2 separate regions of the Homo sapiens genome follow, and region 2 is linked to region 1. A link is a loop called in an ENCODE intact Hi-C map of the cell type or tissue named here. Cell type or tissue: Calu3. All regions are shown on one strand. Links, peaks and the distances in the headings refer to the core of each region. The heading gives the core; the rest is flanking DNA.

Region 1 (8,342 bases), core at 181-8,180:
GTGCTGTATGGTAGCCCCAGAAGCAGCAAGTTAGTGTTCCCAGGACCCTCACTGTTGCCATTTTTTGGGACTAAAAGCAGATGGCAAGAGAATGCCAGATTTGGCACTTACAGGGTTATTACAGCAAAGGAGCGGCTCTCCAGCTGTAGGTGTGTATGTGAGTTTCAGAGCCCCTCCTAATGAATTTTAGACTGAGAATCTCATTCTCCTGGAACTATCTATCACTTGAGAATCAGAGTAATTATTTCCTATTGCCCTTTGTGGAATACAGTTATAATTGCATTACTGTTAACGGTGTTCGCATTAACACTTAATTGTTAATGTCCTCCTAATTTGGAGGAAATCATCACCTCTTCATATTTCATTGCTAGAAAGAGTTGTTAAAGAGAATAATTTGAAGCTTCCAAATGGAGAAACAAGAAATGATGCTAGAATTCAGAGGTGGAATTTGTGGGATGACTTCTCTTTCTGGTATTTGTGTGTGCATGTTTGTTTTCTTTTAAGGTATTATACGTCTACTTCCTTTTGAGATTAAGCCACAATGCACAGTCATTCACTGGAAAGTAACAGGGATTCTTGTGATGTGGAAACAGCTCTTGGGTGCGTGGTAAAAAAAAAAAATAAAGGGGGGGCAGTAACTTCTCTCATAGTTGACATCCTGTTTGAGTGTTGAAAGACACATTAACAAGAAAAGAAAGACACCACTGTGGCAAGGTCAGTCAGAAGGTGGTGGGCTACAGGCCTTGACTTTCAGATGATTGTTAACTTCTTCCTTTACAATATACTGAACTGCCTGTTGTTAACAACCAAGCCATTCCTTGGCTTAGCTCCGCAGCAGGAAACTGAAATATTTTGAGAAGTCTTTATTCAGGCTTGCAAAAAAAAATAAAAGAAAGAGGAAATACCAAAATTAGATCAATCTTTGAATCTATTAAGGGGAATATTGTTTAGGGCATTTGAGGATCTATTTTCTTATGAATGTAGGATGGGCAAGTCTGTACCACTGGTTTGGTACTTTCTTAGGGGCCTGAAAGTGTAACTGCAGTTGAGGAGCGCAGGGAACAGCTTCATGGATGCTGGGCTGGGGTAGTCACATGGGACCCAGTGTTCAAAAGGGCCTGGTGTTTGGTTGAATGTTGTGCTGCTACCATCTTGAAATTCTTAATAATGTTTTAACAAGGGGCCCCACATTTTTATTTTGCACTGGATCCTGCAAATTCAAAATGCTAAGCACTTAGTTGGTCCTGCTAAACATTCATTGGTGGTTGTGGCAGAATGTGGTTTAAATTTTACCAGGTGTGCTAGAATCTATATTCTCCTCCATCACCCATAAGTAATTAAATTCTGTGCTCCTATCAACACATAAACTGGTTTGACAACAACATTTCAGACTTGTTCTTTTTAAAAAATGTCATTTAGTGAAGCAGCTGTATTTCCTTAATGCTTACATGATGCCAAATAACCTGTATGGCCTATTTTTTTTTTCCTTTTCAATTGTTTATTTCTACATCACATGTAGCTGATGGGTCCTTGTTAAGAAAACACAAAGAATTAATTAATGAGTTTAATTTCATGAGTTTTAATGTAAGCTTTCAACCAAAAGAACTGTGAAAGCTGGTAGAGTGCCAACATTGGTGAGGTTTTAACTCTTGCACACCCAGGAACACATTCCTTAATTTCTAAGGGTGTGATTCTTTAGTCCTGGAAGATTTCAAAAGCACCTCCAGGCTAGGAGTGCCTCCTTCTAAGGACAGTCACCTGGCACCATTCAGTTCAGAATGGACGTTTCAATGATTGCTGCTAGCAGAGCTTGATTTCTTATCAAGTTATGCACTGTCAAGTGAGGAACTGCACCATTCATTTTATTTTGCTCTCTGACTCATTAGCTTTATTTCTTATAAACACCCTTCCCTTCCAAGCACAATCTAAAAATTTCTGTCATTAAAAGCAATTTTGTTTTTCCTGCCTAAGGGTGACTATTTCCAAGAAAATATGTGCATTTTGACAATGTGATTCTTGCCTATTTAAAGCTACAAGTATAATTTCTTTTTTATTGGGTGATAAACTTTCCTTCTGACAAAACAAAGGGCAGTCAAGATTTCTTCCCATTTTAAAAACTGTGATTTTGCATTTCTTCACAACATGTTTTAAAGCACATTTTGCATAACTCTGCTTTTAAAAAGAATGGTATATGGCTTGTATGCTATCCGTTCTACCAAGATGTCAGTGATATTGAGCATTAAACGAAGTGTGATCATGAAAATAGAACAAAATGCTATGTCATAATTGAAAGTTTGGCTGTAAATGTTTCATTCTTATAGCTATAATATGATTATGAATTTCCCATGAAAAACCCTAAGCCTGATTTTGATGTCCACATGTATGTAGCCTATGTTTGTTACCTCTTTCTGATGATTTTTGATTTGCTGTGCAAAGGAAAGGACCTTGGACAGTGGGTCACTGGTCTCTTTCCTGCTTCTGCCTGGGAAAGACAGCGTGGTAACATTTCCATGCCCTGCCTCTGGGTCCGCTGCCATTAGCACTCAGAGCTGGCTTTTCCTGCTGACTCTGACTCTTATATTTTACTTCTAGGTCAATAAAGCCCAAAGGTAAAGCTGCCTGATGAACAGGCTGTGAGACCGGATTTCTCACACTTTGGTTATCCACGTGCCACCTTCACAACTTTTGCCATGTGCGCATATCACCTATGTCAGAATTTGCTTAATATTTTTCTTTCAAATAGACACTATTTTTTTTACCTAATTTTTTTCATGGAAACTTTATAGCCTTTTTCCAAATGTCCCTTTGCTATGAATGTACATATTATTGTCATAAGCCAACAAGCCTCAGATCCAGAAGCCTGCTCTTTCTCTCTATTGAAAGGAGAGATTAGCCAGTGCTAGAGAGGTGTTAAAGACCTATTAGCACTATAGTGAGACTTTTTTTTTCTTGACTGCTTGAGAGAAGATTCATAGAGTTACTTTTCTCATTACATCATTCATTGTTTGTTAATGCCATATCCACATATCACCTGTAGTTCTCCTCACACTGCTAAAGGTCTAGGTATTCACTTTGAAAGTACTGCCCTAAGTGATGAGATTTGATAGATGCTGAGATGGCCCCTCCACTTGGCATGTTGTCTAAAATTCCACCATTACAATCATTCCTTTAGATTTTTATTTCGATTTTGTTCAGTAATTACCTATTTAAATGTAAATTACTGTGTAACCTCTTAGTAATCTTCTAAAGATTGGTTTTCCTTATTATTGAGACTAAGGCTCCATCAATGAAGATAGGCTTGAAATCTGAGCTGTGGAAGAATAAAAGAAATACTTAAGACAAACCTAACGCTCTTCCCAATTAATTTAGGATTGTTATCTCTTCTTCGGTATTTCTCTTAGCCTAGTATAGCGCCTTCCATTTGCCCCAGCTCCAGCTATCACACTTCCCACAACATTGGAGTCAAATGCCAATGCTTCTGGAGCCCTTTCCTGATGGCCCACCCCAAACGCTCAAGCCTTTGTGCATCTCACCTACCAGACTCACCACACTAACTTACAGACTAGGGATTTGTGAGCTTGCCTTATCTCCTCTTGTAGACACCGAGTGAGTGGTGTACAAACAGGAGATCTGACTTCATTAACTGTGACAGAAAGTGAGAAAGGCAAGTGTCTCAAAGCAAATTTCTCTAAGTCGATCTCGCGAGAACATTCCTCATGCCGCACAGCTGGGAAGGGTAGCATTCCATTCACCCAGATTTGGCCCCGTGACATCAGCCTTGTTCTCCTGTGCATGAATCATTAAAACAGGCAGACACTGAGACTTGCTGAGGTGTGGGAGTGGAGAAGGGAGTCTGGGAGAGAGAAACCTTTCCCAGCATTTCCGCTCTGGTGCCCGGCTCTGCTTGAGCTATCTTTCTCCAAGCCTAGCTGACTGGGCAGGGAGGATGAAGTATTATCTCTGCAAAGCATAGCAATGACTCAGCATTTAATACCTGCACCTTTGACACATCATGGCTTAACACGACTTATGAGCCGTCTATTGTCTCTAAATCCACAGTGGAACTTTGGTATCATGAAAGAAGCTTTGGCAGTGCAGTGGCAGACTCTTTTAGCAAAGGGCTGCATCTCTAAATAACTCGAGCACCGTCTTTGGAATCAAGGTGTGATGAAAAGTGCTTTGGAGTCACAAGCACCTGCGGTTGGGTCCTAGCTGTGTGCTTAGGAGCAAGGTGACTTGATGTAAGTTAGTCTGCCTCCTCCTGCTCCCGACTTTCTCCTATGAGTGAGAGCTGAAAATGAGATACCCGGTCTTGATTTCACAGTGTGGCTGGGTGTAGTGGGCAAGGCAGGTGGTTGCAGAGCACACCGCACATGTCTGGTACCAGTAGCCGTGAACCTGAGTTCATTCCCTTTTTCTTTGTTTTTCAGTGAGGATCTCAGGCTCTATCCTGCTTGGATTGTGTGTGTATCTTTGTGAGGGGCCTTTTTCTCCCCTCGTGATATACTAAGACACCATGGCAGTACATTTAAAATGAGGGAACATCTCTGCAAGCAATCTGGACTAGCCAGAGATTGAACAAAGACTGTCACCATGATTGTATCCCTACATTTCTTACGCTGCTGTGATGGATTTGCATGAGAATAAAACCTCTGATAGTTATTTAACTACCTATTTATTTGATTTTCAATTATGTTGGACTTAAGTTCTCAGAAGCTAACTGTCATCACTCCATGATCACCATGTCAGCTTTGCTGTCATATTGGCTCATGCTTTAAGAGGCAAAGCCACATTTACGTGGCGTCTTTGGAGTAAAGCGGTGAAACCTTGGTGTTCTGCCATGTTATGAGCTGTCCAAGACTCATTTTTAGGACTCACCTGTCCATATTAACTCTTCTAATGTTCTACATAAGTTGTGACAGAACAAGATCTAGGAAACAGGGAGAAATGACTTTGGGTTGTCATGTTAGGTAACCGTCACCCATTATCTTTAGAGGCTTAAAATGTTGATGTTCACTCTTTCCAGTATGCAAGAAAAGACGGCCTTCGCAGGGCCTTGGAAAGAAGTGAAGGTGAAATCTGGTGTAATGTAAGTCATAAATTGGGTCACACTTGAAAATGAAAAGCTTTGCTGTCGCTGTTGGTAACCATTGGCCTAAGGAAAAGCAGTGGTTCGGAAACTTCCCTTGAATTGTTTTTCTTAAAAAAAAAAAAAAAGCCTCACACAGAATGGAAAGTTTGGGTCACAGGTGTAAACCCTTAGGCCGTGCTTCCTCGGTGAGCTCAGTGCTGGTCTCAAGGACAAAAAAGAGAGAGAGAAAAGGAGTTTTGCATTAAAAACAGATTTACCTCTTCAGGCAGAGGGATGGCTGCGAACATAGTCTCTGTCAGGACGCAGAGTGAGGAGGGAGAGTTGGAAACAGTAGTTGTGGACTTGAGGTGTTTATTTTCCCCTCTCCTCTTTCCTGGCGTGATGAATTTTGCTTATGGATTTGGTTTTGCTTCAGAATTCTTTCTGTGTGATAAGTGAGGGTTAGCTATTTGGGGACTGGTAGTTAATTTGAGCCTATGGGCAACTCCCCTCTTGCCTGGGATTGTATTTGTAACATTTTCCTCTGTAGGTTTAACTAAACTGTCAGGACAGCAGAGAGCTGAGTTATTGGACTTCATTGTAGAAAGCTCAGGCAGGAAATGAAACTGTTCACCTTAGAGAAGGAGCAGTGCAGCAGAGAAGGAGAAGGTCTGGGCTCAGAATCCTCTGTGATGCTTTGTTTCTCCGGAAAATTAAGTGCAGAATTTCTCCCCTTTGCTCCCCGAGGATGTACACAACAATCGATTTTGAAGCAGCAGCATCACCTCCATGTCTTGCCCCACCTTTGCTAAAGTACAATCTTGCTGTCTTTCATTTATTCTGGGGCTGGGGCAGGGGCTGCTTGTCATCTTCATCAGAAGGTATCCCTGGGCCTGGGTTGTGACAAGGGTAGTGAAGATTGGAGGGATATTCTGAGACATATACCCCTGGAGGACAGGAGAGTGGACCAAAGCTTCCTTTTGGTGCTAAATTGCTGAAGTGCTGCTGGTCCCGGGGCTGAATTCTAGCCAGCCCAGACTCCAGAGGTTAGGAGGTTAGGGGCAGGGTGTGCCTCAATTATTTCCCTGCCTCTTTTTGAATCCCATGAAATTCCTACTGTCCCCTCACTGTAGTCATTGCTTCTGGTTTAAAGATTCATAGTAAAACTTCCCAAAAGCTCTCCTGGGCTTTGAAATTATTTTCTTAATGCATTTAACCCACTTCCCATGCTGCTGTCATACAGAGTAAACTGTGATCTAATATGAGGTACTTGATGCCACACAAAACATTTTCCCAGTTAGGTACTTAGATGCAGCTCGGTGAGTGTGACTTCATGCCTTTGGAGTCAACATTAGAAACTTCAAATTGTCCTCACTCACAAGGAACCAAAGTGCATACTGCATTTGATGGAAAAAGAGGATATGGAAGCATATGGAAAAATACAGAAAAGCTCACTCACTCTTAATGAATTTTAAAGTGATTATAAGAAAATTCTTATAGCTATAGCATCCCTGAGTTAATTCAAGCAAGTTTTAATTATTTTGTGCCCTGAATTTACATTATCAGAATTCTTATAATTCCTCTTTATTTACTCTCTAAATTGTTTAGATCAATTGTTTTTACCAAGTATCACAATTTCTTACTGAATCCGAGTGTTTTATAAATTACATATACACATACACAAATATGTACCTATGTCTCTAGTTTTTATTGGAAAAATATTGGAAGACAGTCCTGAAAATATCAGGTGTAGTAGTTTGGCTCTTTAATTCTAATGCTATCTTTCTGATTATAAAATAAATGTATTATTGAGGAAAATCAGAAATATATATATTTTAAAGTACACTGATGAAAGTGAACTTTATTTATAATGCCACCATCCAGAATATGTTATATATAAAGTATGAAATATATGTGTGTGAATTTGTTAACATGATTAAAATTATTCTATATATTTCATTGTAATCTGCTTTTTTATTTAGTGATATGATATTTATTTTACTGGAAAAATGATCAAACTGAATTACCTCAAAATCTTTGGAGAATGGTTGTGGTTAGATTTTAGAGCAAAAATAAAAGTAGATTAACTTTGAATTAAAGACTATAGAACTGGAGCTGCCCTTGCCTCTCTATCTAATCTCAGCTACTCCATCCCCCGCTTCATAGATGAGGAAACTGAACCCTGGAGAGTATATGACATATTCAGCATCAGGATGGACGCCAGTGACTGAATGGGGACTAGAACCCACATCTCCTGCCCACTAGCAAGCTGTGTTTTCTTTCCAGCACAAATCACTGTGTGGTATTTCTCCTTATTCCCATGAATGAACTTCAGATTCATAAACCTTAGAATCTTAGCACAAAGAAAAAGGTGTGAACCATTCATACAATGGATTTGGGAGTGTCAGGAAGAAGAGAACCAAACTTGGTTTAGCTGAGGCCACTGAGTTGCTTATTAAACAGATGTGATGCTTTTCCATCTTGGGGAACAGGCATTCTGAGTAGCACTGTCCCACATAGCAGGGTGCAGCTTTACATTTTGCCAGGTGTTTTCATCTCTAATCTTATGTTTTGTTCATCACAAAGTCTCTGGGAGATTGGTAGGGTTAGTGTTTCCATTGGACTAGTGACTTAATTCTGGGAATGAAAGAACATATTAGCTCTACAAGGGCCATGCTGTGTGTGATGCTTTAGGTCTAACTCATAGTGTGGACCCATAGCCGTTTACCATGGAACTTTCTGCACTATGGTGTTTATTCTGGAGAAAAGTTTCTATTTAACATGAGGCTATCAGTTCAGCAATACAGCATTTGTCCTGTTTGTTCATTTGTTGTTGACATCAAATAAAAGTCACAATCCAGAAGCTATTTATATAAACAAAAGATGATCTTTGATTTTCTCTTTTTTGCTCATCTCTTCCCTTTTCTTTCCTTTCTTTCTTGCTGATTCTTTTCTTCAGCAAACCTCCTCCCAAGCACACTCTATCCTCCTTAGCTTTTCTGATCTTTCTCAGTTCTTCACTCTTTGCAGTGAAGATGACAACTTCATGCAGTTTTAGGACCTTGGCGTTTTTGCGTGGGGTGTGTGTGTCTGTCCGTCTGCATCCTGGCATTTTCTGGATTTCTACAGTGATCCCAGGGTCTAACCACACATGCTGCAAAAAGAACATTCTGAAGAGTTGCAGGAAATAATTGATGAAGAGGTTGCTCTGTGCAGGGCACATTGGAATTTAGTTAATGTGTAGCCTGAAGCAGAAAGTACCGGGCTGCTT
Region 2 (8,342 bases), core at 79-8,078, 50 kb after region 1:
GCGTGTGTTTTTTTTCTTTTTTTTTTTTCTTTTTTTTTTTTTTTTTTAAAAGCACAGACTCTGGTTAAGTGTAGCTTTGGGTCTGAATCCTCTTTCTGTGCTCTTACTAGCTGTGGGAACTTGGGCAATGTGCTTAACTTCACTGAGCTTCAATTCCTTCATCTGTAAAATGGGTGTAATAATCACAACTCTTTTCTGATTTTTGAGTCTCGATGAAATATTGTTTAAGGAACCAGTTGATTGCCAAAATAACAACTTCAGTAATCCAAGTCCAAAAAGTTTTGCATTTTTTGAAAAGTTAAGGCAACTTGAATATCCCAGATTGATATTTTAGTTCAGTAAAAAATTTCATAAATGCATAAAGATTAAGTTTTAAGACCATTTCCTATATTCTTAAGGAGCATTATGCTAGGATTACTATGCATAAGGAATTCTTCATTCCTCTTGATGTCTGATTTTTCAGTGCCTTACTTTAGTCATCTACATTAAGAATTGTTTTGCTCTGGACAGTTCACACCAATCACCTTTTTTACATAGTTTTTCTTATTGAAATAGAAGAGTGTCAAAATGGCACAATTATCAAAGCAGGAGGTAGTCTTTTTCACTGTTCATTGTCTTTTACTCTTGCAGGGGAAATGACTTGTAAGTACAATGTACTTTCTGACAATGAAACACTCGATATTTGCTTCAGTGTGTGTGTGTGCATTTTACTTTTGTTATTGAAAAATGTTTTTGATTACTGAAGTCTTATTTTAGCATTATTTACTGTAGCATCAACTTCTCTAAGATTGAAGAGGTTTATAACTGAAATGTTCTGTAGGACTGTGGTCAAATACTGGTGCACCTCCTCTAGTTTTTCAAGTATGTGTACTAGCACATGGTGTTTTAAGACACACTTGTATTAATACAGAAGAGTGGAAGGGCAGTGTTGGGAAACCGACAAATTTTAACGTTTTCTAAAGGGAAGAGAATACATATGGCACAAAAATCAGATAGTAAGTACCCAGATATAGATGCAAAGTACATCTTAGTCACCAAAAACTATTTAGTTTTTCTTTGTAAGTTTTGTGTTATTTTGAAAATAGAATGGAACAATTTTCTCCCCTTGAAAGCCAGCATATTTTTTAAGAATTATATCGGGTCTCTATTTGAAAATAGTCCTTCTATTCGCTTTGTATACTCCCACAGGTCTTTAGTGAAGCTGCAATAATGCACCTTTTTATTTAAAGAATGAGTTTAGGGAATTGTGTCTGTTTCAAGTTGTCCCTAGTCATTTTTTAGGAAAGCATGAATGAATTTCAAGGGCTCTTAAATGAAGGTTAAATAAAGAACATGAAAGAGGATATTTAGGGACTTGTGGAAATTATTCTGTTAATTGTAATTTCCTCTTATGAAAACAGTTATTTACTGCCAGGTGCCCTCTTAACCTTCTGAGCATGCATACGCAGCATCAGCTCAGGTGCTGTTGGAGCTAGACCTGTACCTCTGCCTTCTGGTAATGGCTTCGCCTAGCACACTTCACATAGTTTGAGTGAAATCAAAGGTGGAGGAGGCAATTCATAGGAACACAGGGTATTGAAAAGTATTTTTAAATTTGTTGACAAGTTATTTGATCAAGTAGCATGGATTTTAAAAGGAAATGCATGCCCTGTTAAGTGACTAAAGGATGAGTCTAGTTTAACTCCTGTTTAAAAGAATCAGAGAAATTAATGCCAGGTCTGTGAAAAAGGAAAATAGAGCAGATATCACCGCTTAATAGATTTTTACATTGGGACCATCTTGAAAGTTTGCAAAAGGAGCCTTAAAAGTTACTCAATAATCAGGACTTGATGGAAATTCACGGTATAAAGCCATAAGAAACTGAAGACTCCTAAGTACCCTTCCCATTGTCTGAATTTTTCAAAGGCTGTGACACTCAGACGAGAAGTTCAAAACCAAAATAATTTTTATTTGTACTGCTTTTAAGAATTCAGAATGCTATTATGAGACAGAGGAAGCATGTAGAGTTCTGACCTCCTAAGGGAAAAGGAGGAATTATGTCACCTTTTGCTTCCTTTACCCTACTGAGACTCAATGGTGAAATGGAAACAAATTAAAGGATTGTTCTTTTTATCCTTAAATGTCAAACGTGGTTGCATCTCCTAAAGAAATAATGCAACTGATTAATTGTGTAATTTCACAGGGAAGCAGTAATTCTCAGCCTTATAAACATGTAATGCACTAATTTGGTTTCAGAGTTAACTGAAACAGTTTAATGAGCTGCTGTATCACGTGTGTGTACAGTGTTACATAGAGCAGATGCCAGGAAAAAAGGAAATAACACACCAGTGACACTTGGAATAACAGTGTTTATACTTCATTGACTTTGGGTTGTCAGCATGCTATTCTCTGTGTTTCTCTTAGTAACTTATTAAGGCAACTGAATTTCAGTGTGATGATGTCTGAGTGTCATTTCTTGTAAATTACACAAGCATGCACACACCAAATGCATAGTCAATCTTTGGGAAAAAAATAATACTTTCTAGAATAGACGACCAAAATATTATCCACAAGATACATACACACAGAGTGAAAGGTTACTCTCTGAACCTCGTGCATGCTGGAAGAACAGCATTTGGGCCTTTCATCAGAAGAAATACTATTTCTACAGACTTTCCCACTCATCTATTCTTGCTCTATTTTCACCAAATGGTCATGTAACTCTTGGTTTGAAAGTTGTCATACAGCCTTACAGCAGGCTTATATTATCTACAGAGTTCTTTATGGGGAAATATAAATCACCACAAATGAGACTTTTCACAGCCAGAGATATGTAGAAATTTGTGTCAGTGCTTTGCTGGCTTGCTAAAAAAATATCTCTAGGCTCCGAAGCTCTCACAACTCATCCTTGCTCCCTACCCTTTTGGGAAGCAATTCTCAAAACTTGAGATTTATGGTCCAGAAAGCTGATAGTGGCTATCAAGTTTTCTGTTTTCTCTTTCTTTATTATTAATGCAGAGAACGAGGCATTATCATTCATTATTTTAGTTCATGAGTATCCTTTGGGCTTGAAATATGGTTTCTGGGGATATGGCTTACCTCTGTTTAATAGGGGAAATATGTGGACTTTGGCAACAGGCTTCTTTTCCATCGAATATTTTAAGTCAGATTGTATAAAATCCACATTAGGAACAGAACTTTAATATGTATGCTATGTATGGGTTTGGTTTTAAAGTTTAAAGCTTCACAAAAAAATTAATTCATTCTGAGCCTCAAAAGTAAAATATCATGAATTGGAGAACAGCCAGCCAGGTCTATTATTGTTGGGAATTGGAATGATAATATCTTTTCATTTTACTATTTTTAGAGATATACAATATTTCCAACTAGCTTTATCTACATTAATGTTAGCTAAGTTTTAGTTTTTGGTTAACATTCCCTTTTGCATGTAAACCCATAAAAACAAATAACATGTGCTCTGAATCATTTTTAAGAAGAATGTATATTGTTTTTAACTTGCCCAATTTTTAGTACCTCCAATATCAGGCTTCTAATGTAAATTTGCTTTGTCTGATTTTTTTTTTCACAGACATTTTTAAAAGTTCATTTTCTCCTCCAGTAAATTGTTACAAATTCTGACTAAAATCTGAATTGATTAAGTTTTACTGCATGTTTTGCTTTAACAGTTTCTGTTGGTCCTCAACCTTGATTTCAGACATACTTGCTTCATTTTAGGTGGAATTTTTAATGGGCAAATCTAAGTAAGCAAGGAGAGTAAATTGGAGGCTAAAAATGTGAACAGGCAAATTTTTTACTTTTAGTATATTGCTTAGAGGTCTTACTATATACAGTGGGGGCAGTTCAGTTCAGTCAGTTTTGAAGCAGTATGATGAATACTGCAATGATTTAAATGAAGTTTAGTTTAGCCTTTTGCTAAAGGTTTACTCATGCTTTAACTAATAACTCCTCCGGTAACACTTGTTCTGATGGTTGTAATTAGAGTGATTTAGCATATATTGCATGTACTAAGTGGCAGGCACTGTACCTAGCACTGTATCTGTTTTAAATTGTTGAATCCTCATCTGTGAGGCCGGTACTATCATTATCTATCATATAGATGAGGAAACTGAGGCTCAGAGAGGTTAAGTGACTTGCCTGAGATCATGTAGTTAGTACTGGGGTCAGGATTTGAACCCATGTAGTTTGACCCCAAGCCTAGAGTCTTTATTCAATTATTTCATAATAAATATTTTAAAAGACGTTAAAAGTAGACAGATTTCAAGCATCATTGGCAAGTCGTTATCTAAGTTCTACCTTCACCTTGGAACTTAGGTAGACCCTGTTCTCAAGACAGCTAATGGGAAATGTATAGGGAAATTTCATGTCAACTTATTCCTGAAATTTACATACTAGGAAGTAAATGGGTTTATAGAACAAAGCAGAGTACTATTGAATGGTTTGTGGGGTCAGACATGATGACATAATGAAATGTGTCATTCACCATTCCTGTTTCAATTGTGATGAAGGCATTTAATGATTAGCAAGAGTATTGAAAGTATATGTCTCTTCAGTGCCCTGAGTCATTTTTCAGAGGTTAAATTTCATTAACAGAATCAATAGCACAGTGTAGGCGTTGGTGGATATATTGCAAAGCCTAGTGAACAACTGTCTCAACATTGCAGCTTGTTAACATGATGCTCCATGCCAGGGATTGCCTTACCTTATCTAGCCTTAAGCAGCACAGCAGCTGCAAATTATTGTTTCACTTATTGTAATTAGTTATACTTGCTGTTGCTATTGTTATTTAAAATCCACCAGTGTTTTACAGACTTGCAGTTACTATACATCTTTGCACAAGAAAGATGAGTAGGGCTCCCATAAGGGGAAAGACACTGAGAATTTATAACATTTGAAATCCTTTTGAATGAAGTTAAGGAATTGTAGCAGCCATGTGCAGCACCCAGATTTTACACAGAGGGGATCTTGGCACTGGTTCATGAGGGTGATTACCGGAGTCAGGGAGCCCACCCAGCAGCCCTCCAAAAAACAAGCTTCACACCGCTCACGTGGATTTCTTCTCTTACTGGCCTCGCCTCTCCTGATAAGGAATCAGAACAGCATAAACTCAGGGATCAATGAAAAGGTCTGAATGGAGTGGAGAGTATTTGGAAAATAAAAACTGGATAGATTGGGTCAGATTATGAAGCACCATTAATTCTGTTCTGAAGAGTTTTGAATATATGTAACAGGCAATAGGGAGTAGTAGTATATTCTTAAAGAGTAAACTGATTTGAGGCTTATCATATAAATACATTGAAATCATTTGTTTTATGACTAGGTGCTTGCTGGGTATATATTAATAGCTAGCATGTAGTAAGCACTTATCCATTCCATATGTATATATATATATATAATCTCATCCATACTTTATCACAGGTACGTGTTAGGCACTGTTATTGTTCCGATTTTACAAATGAGAAAAACTGAAATGCAAACAGGTCAAATCATTTGTTTAGAATCACACTGTTCATGTACAGTTGAGTCCAGATTTGAGCAAAGGCATTCTGACTTCAAAGTTCATGCCCTTAGCTCTTATCCATGTGTGAAAAGCAGTGTTCAAAAGCTTATTCTATAAATAGTACTGGTACTTATGCAGAAATGATTCTAATCTCAGAGATATTAATATCCTTTACTTGAGTTTCTCTTTTTTTTTAATTGCCTTTAGTTCCTTTGCAATAGGTATAGAGATTTTTGCATGAGTTTTTATGATATTTATATTAAGTGGAATTGCTAAATCAATAACATTTGCTAGATTATTAGTTTAATCAAATAACAGAATTTCTGACCTTTAGCTACAATGTGTTAGTTTATTATTAAAGTATATTTTAGATTTATTGTGGCAATTTTGTGAAATATTTGTATTCCAAATGCTATAAAACCCCTTTATTAAACTCTACTTGAGGCTGTTGGTACTTGTGCATCATTATATTTGTAGAAAATCTACAGTGGCTATAGAAGGACACACTTCAGTATTACATATTATTTTCTCATTAGTCAAGCAGTTCATCAGTGCTTACTGAGCTATGTTTACCTAGAGGGCCAATGTAGGGGACAGTGTGGAGAAAGTATTCAATATGATTTTTGTCCTCTAGGAGCTCACAATCCAGTGTGGGAAAAATATATTCATGAAAATAACAGCAAAAAGAGAAATAAAGTGAATTATAAGATTAGCACTTTCCATAAAAGAGAGAGAGACGACTATTTCAGGAGGAAGAGATCAGTTAAAGATGTAGTAACATATTGATTTGAGGGACAAGGTGGAATTTAAGTCTCAGGGCTTAAGACGCTATCCCAAATTTCGTGATCTGTCTGGAGATGATAGGTAAAAAGTCAAATTCTTGGAACCCACTTCCATAAAGTTTGATTCGTTCAACTTTATGAGGTTGCAATGTAGGAATCTATTTTTAATAAGCCCTCCAGCTGTTTTTCCTGCAAGTTGTACCACACTTCGAGAACATTGGCTTAAAGTAGGAATGGATGGGTCTGAATTCAAGACTTGAAAGAAGTGGGTACTAGAGGATTTGATTAAATGGAAGGGTCATGTCAACAGTACCATCAGTCTTGAGAAATGGCAGTCTTTGTGATGTGAATGTTGGTATAATCCAGGGAGCTCTGGTTAGGGAGAGACTAAGTCTAAGATAAAGACTAAAATAGACTAAGATTCTGGGAGTCATCTAATTCACAATGGTCATAATAAATCCTTCCTTCTGCCTGACCAAGTAAATTGTCTCATTGCTTTACCTGTAAATTAGACATAATTTGACCTTGCTGATGCAAACAAAAACCATAGAACCCTTTAGGGTTTTTGCATTTCTTGTACAATTGAACAAAATTTTTTATCATAAAATAAATTTCTTTTTCAAAGTGGCAAGCTGTGTTAGGATAAGAATCAGAAAGCCACATAAAAATAGAAAACAGGCAAGATATCAAGTGATAAGAAATATTCATTTTGGACCAACAGTTTCGAAGGAAAATGTGTACCTGGAGAGAAAGAAATGAATAATGAATAGTTCCTGTAATATTCTATTTATATGACATGAGGTTTTTGGAAGGAACACTGAAGAAGTCAGTGCCCATTGTCTGTGCCTTTTGTGCTTGTCAGTTTGTTTTGCTCTCCCTGATGTCAGTTAGAGTCTGATGAAAATGGAGTCAATTTAAATGGAGCAATGATTTGGTTATGATTAAAGGTCAACAGTGATCTGTACTTAATCACTATTTACCACTTCTGTATTGGGTTAGACAACAGTCATTTTTTTAACCATATAATATGCCCTGATTCTTAGAAAATAAGTCTATTATTTCATAGGTTCCTTTTAAAAGTATTATTAAGTTTTGAAAGATAGATGAGATGAGAATGAGGAGGCCTGGGTTTTGGCTTCACCATTCATTAGGTTTGGAGAGTTGGGCAGGAGACTTCAACCCATGCTTCAAGTTTTCCATGTGTAAATGAGTTGAAGTGCTAGTTTAATAAGTGGTTTTCTTAATATTGATATTTGAAAGGCAATTAGTTACTTTCCTAGTTTCTGTCAAAATTAATGGTAGCTTCCATGACAAATTTTTATGGGTACTTTTAATTATACATTTGCATGTGTCAAAAATAGTTTCTATCATCAACTAGTTTGAAATACACTGGTGGTCAGAAATAGCTCACTGTCATTTACTCACAAGGGCATTTTTCTTACCATCTTTGCAGAATCAAATATGGCCAAATATATTAATTGAGTTCAAAAAGTATTAATTCAGTTCACTGTGGTTCATTTAGAGTGTTCTACAGTGGTGAGGATGAAGAAATAATCAGTCTACTCACTTAGAGAACCATTTGGGGGTGACATCCAAATCTGTAGTGGTCAGTTGAACGTGTACAAAATATTTTCAAGGGCTAACTAGAAAATTGCCTGTCTGTTGGCAGGTTTTGTGCACCTGGTTTTTTTTCCCTATAGTCTCATACCTGAGAAACGTGGAGAAATGTTCTTTTTCTAAATTGAAAAACTCAGCTGTAGTCTAAATGAAATGGGATAAATTATCTTTTTCACAATTATCCATTAAAGAGAGAATCAGAATTAATATTAATCACAGATGTTTCATCAAGTTTTATTATCAACCAGATTGACTGCCAAAGTGCTTTCTGGAAGACATTTTCTCTCTCTCCCCCACCTGCTACTGAGAACAAACTATTATGGGTCCTTAGATAAAGATTAATGGTTTTGGCAATTCATTTGAGGAAATCTGTATTTTACCGTACATTCCAAGTCAGTTCAAGGCACCACTGGGAAGCATGGTTTGTCACTTCACTAATAAAATTA

Evidence for each region. A loop is a pair of places that touch in the nucleus more often than their neighbours do. Peaks named below come from ENCODE experiments on the same cell type or tissue, not always from the same donor. Only the 100,000 strongest peaks of a DNase experiment are listed, where the experiment ranks them.
Region 2: a loop joins it to region 1, with 2.7 times the contacts of the local background. A loop is called at or near these places in 9 of 110 quality-filtered maps.

The regions. Positions count from the first base shown.
Region 1 is chr5:107,461,939-107,470,280 of GRCh38, reverse strand. All of the region lies in intron 1 of EFNA5 (ephrin A5), which reads left to right. Among named protein-coding and RNA genes, the nearest start is that of EFNA5, 200 kb to the left of the region's middle. RefSeq lists an enhancer at 4,230-4,731. In Calu3, for the core only: no CTCF peak of the experiment used is centred there; DNase peaks (open chromatin) are centred at 630, 1,064 and 3,790.
Region 2 is chr5:107,412,228-107,420,569 of GRCh38, reverse strand. All of the region lies in intron 2 of EFNA5 (ephrin A5), which reads left to right. Among named protein-coding and RNA genes, the nearest start is that of EFNA5, 250 kb to the left of the region's middle. In Calu3, for the core only: no CTCF peak of the experiment used is centred there; a DNase peak (open chromatin) is centred at 4,524.